2 separate regions of the Homo sapiens genome follow, and region 2 is linked to region 1. The links are chromatin contacts, found by Hi-C or POLR2A ChIA-PET in ENCODE. All regions are on one chromosome and are shown on one strand. Each heading gives the region's core, a stretch centred on a gene start or an enhancer-like site at or near the end of the contact. The rest is flanking DNA. Distances are from core to core; before and after follow the strand shown. Region 1 overlaps RPTOR (regulatory associated protein of MTOR complex 1). Region 2 overlaps RPTOR (regulatory associated protein of MTOR complex 1).

What was found. Hi-C counts contacts between places; a loop is a spot of excess contacts on that map. ChIA-PET counts read pairs that join two places held with the same protein, here RNA polymerase II (POLR2A). Pooled maps may share reads with other maps.
Region 2: a loop to region 1 is called in a pooled map, with 5 times the contacts of the local background. The contact joins two enhancer-like sites. A Hi-C loop is called at or near these places in 2 of 168 maps with a recorded cell type or tissue (endothelial cell of hepatic sinusoid and naive thymus-derived CD4-positive, alpha-beta T cell), 1 of 37 single-sample maps with no recorded cell type and 12 of 50 pooled maps. POLR2A ChIA-PET finds 5 or more read pairs at or near these places in 4 of 52 experiments (CD4-positive, alpha-beta memory T cell, activated CD4-positive, alpha-beta memory T cell, activated CD8-positive, alpha-beta T cell and 1 more).

Annotation. Positions count from the first base shown.
Region 1 is chr17:80,876,215-80,880,308 of GRCh38, reverse strand. The region is part of intron 13 of RPTOR (regulatory associated protein of MTOR complex 1); the gene reads right to left. Among named protein-coding and RNA genes, the nearest start is that of CHMP6, 110 kb to the left of the region's middle. RefSeq lists enhancers at 1,118-1,717, 2,935-2,984. Within about 2 kb of position 2,833, at least 4 of the 41 ENCODE cell types and tissues checked have a DNase peak (open chromatin) inside an H3K27ac peak, as active enhancers do.
Region 2 is chr17:80,758,071-80,762,548 of GRCh38, reverse strand. All of the region lies in intron 6 of RPTOR (regulatory associated protein of MTOR complex 1), which reads right to left. Among named protein-coding and RNA genes, the nearest start is that of RPTOR, 220 kb to the right of the region's middle. RefSeq lists enhancers at 971-1,020, 316-1,515. Within about 2 kb of position 1,933, at least 12 of the 41 ENCODE cell types and tissues checked have a DNase peak (open chromatin) inside an H3K27ac peak, as active enhancers do.

The DNA.
Region 1 (4,094 bases), core at 1,584-4,083:
ATTATTTCCTCCTTTCAAGCCCAGTTTTCATTTGAAAAACAGCTGCAGCCGGTGCCTGCAGACATGCTTTCCTTGGCTAAGAAGGGGAGGGATCCCACGAACGCCCAGAGGAAAGCAGCTCCCAGACGTTTTCTTTCACAACGTCCGGGCACCTGCTGGGGAGTGCCCTGCAGCCCCTGCCTGCACCCCGCTCCTCTCCAGGGGTCCCGCTCCCTCCCTCTGCCCTCCACACTGGAGCACATCCATCCAGCACTCACTCAGAACCAGCCTGTTGGTGCAGACCCGGTCCCGCTCAAGCTTTTCTTGGGGGTTTGCTTGGACTTACAAAATGCTGAAAACCAATCGTGTGTGAGGCAGTAATTCCCAGTGATTTGTGTGCACAGTCCCACTTGAGCAGGTGCTTCCCACTGGCCCCACTTGTTCACCCTCAGGGGCAGCCCCAAGGTGGGAGGTTTCCTGGTGCTAAAGCTGCTGCCAGGCAGGCGACCTTCCCACGCTTCAGGCCATTCTGTGCCTGTCTACACATTCACAGTCACGTGGCCATGACTCGCCTCAGTCGTGAGGACCTACTGTGTGCTGTCAGCACAATCACAGCCACACGGCCATGGCTCGGCACAGTCGTGAGGGCCTACTGGGTGCTGAGCACTAGGTATTTGTGCCCTGCTCACAGTTCCTGAAGGAGCAGCGAGAGGCACCATAGGGTGCTTGGAAAGCGGGGAGAGGGAGGGTCTTGTACTTTTTGGAGACCTCTTTACGCTGATGAGCAGACAGAACTGTCCAGGGCAGTGAGGGAAGAAGGGGAAGGGTGGGATCGAGGGAAAAGACTCCTGCTGCTAGGAAATGGCAGGTCCAGGCCCGGGATGTGGGAGTGGGAGGAGAAAGGGGCAGGGCAGGTGGGGGCAGGGCAGGCGGGGGCAGGGGCAGGGGAAGGGCAAGCAGGAGCAGGGCAGGCGGGGGCAGGTGGCGTTGGGCAGGAGGGGCTGCAGAGCCCAGCAGGAGCTGCAGCCGGGAAGGACATGGCAGGTGGGCTACGGGTCAGACAGGCTGGGTTGGAGCTGGGTCAGCAAGGACAGAGGACGGAGATGATGCCAGGGATGCGAGGATCCAAGTGGAGGGCTGCCCACTGAAGAGGTGGGTTGCGTTTTCATCCCGGAGGGGTTACAGTGGGGCACACTGCAGCTGAGGCATCGATGATGAGACACAAGCAGGGCTGCTCCGGGGCGCGCACAGCCGAAACGCAGAACCTGACCCAAGCCAGGCTTCTAAGATGAGAAGTCACCGCTTATCGGGTGGTGCTGAAGACCACTTTCAGAGGGCAAGGCGGGGGACGGGGCCTGGGGAAGGAGGAGGGACGGGCCCCTAGAGGAAGGGGCTTCCGAGGGTCCTGTGGGCGTCCTGGAGGAAACAGGCCGGCTCTGAGGCTGGCAGTGTTACCGGAAGCCACACCAGGCTGCCTAACTTGGGGACACTTCTGCAAGTGCTGGCTCTGGAAGGGAATAAAATGATCCTGCCTTGGATATTCAGGGGTAACGATAATACTTCGGGAAGTATTTGCCCAAAACCCGAGGAAAAGGGGCAAGATTTGAAACAAAACTAAGTTTCAAGTCCAGGTTCTCCCTCTTACTAGTCAGGGACCCAGGTAAAGTTTTAAAAATCTGTGCTCAGCTGGGCGTGGTGGCTCATGCCTATAATCCCAGCACTTTGGGAGGCTGAGACAGGCGGGTCACAAGGTCAGGAGTTCGAGACCAGCCTGGCCAATATGGTGAAATCCTGTCTCTACTAAAAAATACAAAAATTAGCAGGGTGTGGTGGTGCGTGCCTGTAGTCCCAGCTACTCGGGAGGCTGAGGCAGGAGAATCGCTGGAACCTGGGAGGCGGAGGCTGTAGTGAGCTGAGATCGCACCACTGCATTCCAGCCTGGGCGACAGAGCAAGACTACGTCTCAAAAAAAAAAAATCTGTGCTCAGGTCGTGGAGTCAGAGATGAAACCACGCATGTGAAAGCAGTCTGAAACTGCAGTGCGATGTACAAATCATGGATGCTGTGTTTCTTGGAGAGGGACCCACAGAGCATGGGTTTCTAGGATCAATACCTAGAAACTGAGCAGTGACAGACACTGCATCGACAGAGTGAGGCGTGCGTTCTGCCAGCTCCCAGCATGCTCCTTTCCAGAGGACGAAGGCCATGCAAGGACAGAGGGCCGGAATTTTAAGAACTGGATGCCTGAGGATCAAGAAGAGAACGGCTCTCCAGTGCAGCCCTGCACAGCTGGCCCTTTCCCACTGAGGCAGGAGCAGTTTTGCAGAGGGAATCTGCTGGTTATGCAGCCCAGAAGCCCCTAACCCCGCCATTTCTCAGGGGTGCTCTTACAATGAGGTGTTTCTGCCTCACATCAATACACTGATGAGGCGGGTTATGGGCTGGGCTGCTGGAATGAGAGCTGAGCACGATGGGGAGCGGGTGGTCAGGGAGCCAGGCGCCGGCCTCAGATTGCAAGCTGCTCCCCCGAGCTGAGGAGGCCAATTAAGCAGGCAGTTTTCAAGCAACAACTGGCTTTAGCTGAAGGTTTTGACAAATAAACTGAGATGCATCGACCGCCGTCCACGTAAAGACTCAGCCCAGAGGGCCAGGGCAACAGAAAAAGCACTGGGTTCTGAGAATGAAGGCACCTTCCTTTGTTTTAACCACAGGTTCCACAAGTCAAATCGAAGCCCACACATTCACGGTGAAGCTCCTCAAACATGTCTCACGAGAGTGTAATGAAGCATCACTGACTCAAATCTCACTAATTCTGAATTTGAGGCATGCAAATCAGGGTGGGAGAACTTAGATGTGCCCTTGGTATCGGAGTCTGGCAACTATGTGGTGTATACTACCAGATGTCTGTTCTGATACGGTCATTATGCCAGGTGGGAACCACGGATGATGATGCCTTTTCATACCTTCATTTTCAGCGCTCGGCAGGGGTCATTTACATATCTGTTTAATACACACATTTTCACTAACTCAAACCGCCCCCACCCTCCCCGCAGGCAGGAACCTGGGAGCTCCCACTTCGCTGGCTAGGGGGACTGGGGTGGACTCTCTCGGCTGCTGCTCACTCGCCCAAATTACAAGCACACTTAGACCAAGGGCCTCGTTAAACAGAAGAGGAAACAAGACTTGAAACCACACACGCGCAGAACGGCAGCCAGCAGGCAACACACACTCCCTGCGTGGCACGGGCTCAGTGGGAAGACCCAGCAGGCGACACACACACATCCTGGGCGGCACGGGCTCGGTGGGAAGACCCAGCAGGCGACACACACACCCTGCATGGCACGGGCTCGGTGGAAGACCCGGCAGGCGACACACACACCCTGAGTGGCACGGGCTCGGTGGGAAGACCCGGCAGGCGACACACACACCCTGCATGGCACAGGCTCGGTGGAAAACCCAGCAGGCGACACACACACCCTGTGTGGCACGGGCTCGGTGGAAGACCCGGCAGGCGACACACACACCCTGTGTGGCACGGGCTCGGTGGAAGACCCGGCAGGCGACACACACACCCTGCGTGGCACGGGCTCGGTGGAAGACCCGGCAGGCGACACACACATCCTGGGTGGAGGGGCTTGGTGGAAGACCCGGCAGGCGACACACACACCCTGCGTGGCACGGGCTCGGTGTGAAGACCCAGCAGGCGACACACACATCCTGGGCGGAGGGGCTTGGTGGAAGACCCGGCAGGCGACACACACACCCTGCGTGGCACAGGCTCGGTGGGAAGACACGGCAGGCGACACACACACCCTGCGTGGCACGGGCTCGGTGGGAAGACACGGCAGGCGACACACACACCCTGCGTGGCACGGGCTCGGTGGGAAGACACGGCAGGCGACACACACACCCTGCGTGGCACGGGCTCGGTGGGAAGACACGGCAGGCGACACACACACCCTGCGTGGCACGGGCTCGGTGGAAGACCCGGCAGGCGACACACACACCCTGCGTGGCACGGGCTCGGTGTGAAGACCCGGCAGGCGACACACACACCCTGCGTGGCACGGGCTCGGTGGAAGACCCGGCAGGCGACACACACACCCTGCGTGGCA
Region 2 (4,478 bases), core at 684-3,183, 120 kb after region 1:
GGTAGGACAAACTCTTTCTTTCCACCCTCTTATTTTCCATCTTTCTGAGCCCCAGACACAGCACAGCAGGCCATGCCTATCAAGGGCAGTGGGAGGAGAGCCGAGTGCCCTCAGCCTTGCCTGCACCCTGGGGCCCTCGCCAGCTCCACTGTCTCCTCCGGCCTCACCCCTCACCCCAGCCCCCAGTGGGGACTCAGCCATCTCAAGGGACCAGCAAAGTCTCCGGCTGTGCTGCTGAGTGGGCTCCCTCCAGGATCATCAATCTCACTCTTTCCTGCAGCACCCGAGGACGGGGTTCAGCCGGGGAGTCAGCAGCCCGTGCCCCTCCATCTGCTTCAATTCCCTTTCTTACCGCATCCATCAGGTGGTTTTTACACGTCATCTTTTAAAACGGGAGCTCTATTACAATACATTATGATATTCATCTTAATTGAGTATATGTCAAGAGACTGGAACAGTGAGAGAACACTGTCTTGTTTGGGGAGAAAAAATATTTTCCTCTGGAAACGGCCTGGAAGCTGCCGCGGGGACTGTGTGAGATCCATGATACTGAGGCTCTACTTGGAAACGTCATAAAGCCGTTTCTCCAGACGCAAATTCCAAATTAAACTTGCCTACGACTAAGGTCTAAGATACAGAGTGGGATACTACAAAAGAGCATTTTATTCAATAATGTGTCCCGGTTACTTCACCCTCTGGGAGGACCAGTGAGCTCCTCTCCCTTCGCACATATGCAGGAAGACAAAGTCATCGGACTGTTGTTGAAAGGAAGCGGCAAAAGACCCGAGAGCACTGAACGGGCAGAAGAAAGTGTGTTCTCTGGCAAAGCAGATGTATTTTAGAAGACTCCTTGGAGAACACATGGTTAACTCTATCATCAAAACCACAAGAATTTATGTTTCTAAAGGTAATTCTGAATGATTCTTGGTTGAGTCATCAGGAAAAAATACGAAGCAAATGTCACAGCAAATGTCTGAAATGAGACAGGCACTGCAAACCACTTAGCCTGGCCAGACAGAGCCACGCTGAGCCTCCACCCAACCTGCGCGCCAGGAAACCCATGCATCTTCCGTCTCCTGCGGGCAATGCAGGAGCGAAACTTTCCACGCTGACAAATACACGTTAATGCTCTATCATTAACATTTATAGTCCTGGAAATCCTTCAACTTAATTGAAAGAAAGGAAGTAAGTTTTTTGACCTCTATTCAATCCAAAATAATGTTTATCATTTTCATTAATAGACAATACTAGTGCATGCAGCACAGTGCAATAGACATCAATCTGTTTTATAGCAAGTCCCACAGCAAATGAAGTCCCACTGGGTTATAATTTTCAGTAGTATACAAATAGACGCGTAATAAATCTAAAATGATATTATGCCACTCAATCAAAGAAGTAGAAAACAGCCAAGGGAAAAAATATATTTTGGATTCTTACAGTGTATTGATGTATATGGTGAGTAAGATAATCATTTATGTGGAAAGTAATGTCATTGCTCATTTTGGAATTATTGAAATCAGTTTCCAAAAATGAAAAAGACAGGCAAAAATGAAAAAAAATTAGAGAACAATGTCTTCCAACAAGTTCATCATCAAATAAGATTCATAAATACGCTTGCCACCAAGTACACATGTACACATTTTGTCCAAATGAAGCAAAGCTGTATGTTGTTTACCCAGCACACCGCATTCTGTAGCAGCTGTGCCAGCATAATGAGGGCAGCGTGCTTAGAAACCGTTTCTCTTATTTACATAGTAAAGGGAGGGAGGGAGGGAATCCACCTTCCCGAGCATCGCCCTTCTCCAGGTCACCTGCAGACCGGCAGACACGCACAGCCGTCATCTGCAGCCCAATCCTAGTTCCCTTTTCTGGAGCAGGAAGTGCCAAGCTATAGCTCCTGGGCCAAATCTGGCCAACTGCCTGTTTCCTTAAAGAAAGCTTGACTGAGGCTGGGTGCGGTGGCTCGTGCCTGTAATCTCAGCACTTTGGAAGGCTGAGGCGGGCGGATCACCTGAGGTCAGGAGTTTGATGCCAGCCTGGCCAACATGGTAAAATCTCATCTCTACTAAAAATACAAAAATTAGCCAGGCGTGGTGGTGGGCACCTGTAATCCCAGCTACTCGGGAGGCTGAGGCAGGAGAATCGCTTGAACCGAGGAGGTGGAGGTTGCAGTGAGCCGAGATCACGCCACTGCACTCCAGCCTGGGCAACAGTGAGACTCGGTCTCAAAAAAAAAAAAAAGAAAAAAGAAAAAAGAAAGCTCGACTGGAACACAGCCATGCTCATTTGTTTATATATTGCCTGTGGCTCTTTCGTGCTGCAACAGCAGACTTGGGACTGTGTGGCCCGAAAAGCCTAACCCAAGTGCGTCTGCCCCTTCACAGAACCAGGTCTGCCGACTCCCATCAGAGTGCCAGGCTGAACCTTCCCACCCGCATACTCCTGGCGCCTAAATCCCAAAGCCCTACGCTCCGGCTAAATAAAACATGGAACTTCAACATAGTGAAATATAAAATGATACTTACTAAGAGTCTCTAATGATCTAGGGCAGGGAACTCTAGTATAATGCGAAGGGTTAAGGATATGAAATCGTAAATTCTGTCCACTTACATCAGTGCAAAATGTACATGCACAGAAAAAAGACCAACAGGCAATACATCAAAAAGTGAACACTAGTTGTCCTTAGATGGTAAAATCTTGGATGATTTTTTTCTACTTTTAACTTTTTAGTAATTTTCTGAAAAGAATGTATCTTTCATTTTTAATTAGAAAAATTGACTTTTCAAAATGAAAAAATAAAACTAAAACCCTAAAAACATACGTAATTACTGTCTGACAAACTATCTCACTCTTCCATTAAAAAAAAAAACCCTGGTGGTTTTTAACTTAGCTCACACAAAACTACACATTTCACTTGATAATTCTTTAATGAATATAGTCCATTACCACTCACAGGCCATAGACACCTAGCAAAATGTCATGTTCAACCTAATTTCAGCACTTCAATATGGGAGAAAGCAGTTTATTGTAAAAGAGCCGCCACCTGAGACACCGCTCAATTGTTCCAGGCAGTGGTTATCTGATGACCACTGTCTGCCACTGTGGCATATTGATTTCAAAGTCCCTCTTATGGTAACTGTATCAGTTTGTTTTTCACTGCACTTCCTACTAAATGCTTACTTTTAAAAATCTGACTATGTCCTAACTCCTACAAGGATTTCAGGGGCTACTGGGATGACACATCATGCCTTGGTAGAGAGAAAGCACATTCCCTACTCAGAGGGCAGGCACCCATTTTAGAAATAACGAGGCCAGCAGCCCTCAGAGTGAAAGCATACTTCTTTATTTTACTTTTTTTTACAGATGGGGTTTCCCTGTGTTCCCAGGGCTGGTCTCAAACTTCTGGGCTCAAGTGATCCTCCTGCCTCGGCCTTCCAAGCAGCTGGGACTACAGGACGCACTGCCACATCTGGCCCAGGCGTCTTTGGGAGTGCACAGCTGTGCGCGGAGGGAAGCCAAGTCCTTCCCACTCATGGCAGAAAAACAAAATGCCTGAGAGAAACCCGTCAACTAGATGAAGTGCACTGGGTTTAGTGACAGGTAGCTGGAGTGGGGCGGCAGGGAAGGCACAGGAAGGTAGCGATGTCATTTCCGGTTCCCCTTGTGCTTTGTCTTTTTTCCTCCTTCCTTCACTGCTCCCCCACCCATCTGCCTGAAAACTTGCAAAAATGCCCCAGAGGGTCGCACCAAATACAGTATCCAGCCCAGAGCCTCTGGGCAGAGTCTAAAGGCAGAGCTGGTGTGGTGTTGATTCTGGAGTCAGGGGGCACCAAAGCAGTCATGCAGGAAACCGGGAGCGGGGACGGGAACATGGGAGAAATGAGGCCTGTTTCTCGGCAGTGTCCACTGTGCGTCTACAGAAGCTCCAGCCTACAGGCCCCTGGGTGATTTTCTATCTTTCTGCCCTAATCTTTTACCAGCTCAAGACCGCACTGATATGATAATGGCCTAATGGTCACCAAGGTCTCCCTATCATCACTTGGATCCTCTTTCTAAAACACGGTTCTGATGAAGTCATTTTTCTACCCAAACAGCTTCAGGGGCTCTCTTGTGCCAGAGTCCCAGGAGAAGTCAAGGTCCTCTGGGCAGCATTCAAAGCACCCCACAATGGACTTGGACTTCAGTCCACTCTCTGAGCTCAACCGCACTCCTGACGAAACCTTCCTCTCAGGTTCCACCTCCTCCAAGCAGCTTTCTCAAACCCTGTGGCCCTTAGCCATGGTTCTCTGTCCTCTGGGAACACAACAGCCCTTGGTGCCATAAGGTCACTTGGTCTTTGATCACACATTGCCTTGAAGGGTTCAGATTTTCATCTTGCATGAAGCATCCATTGAAATCATGAATTTTCAAGCCACATCTTATCTCCTCAACCAGAGGAGACATTTGTTGAGGGCAATATGCTTCTTAGGATCTCCTAT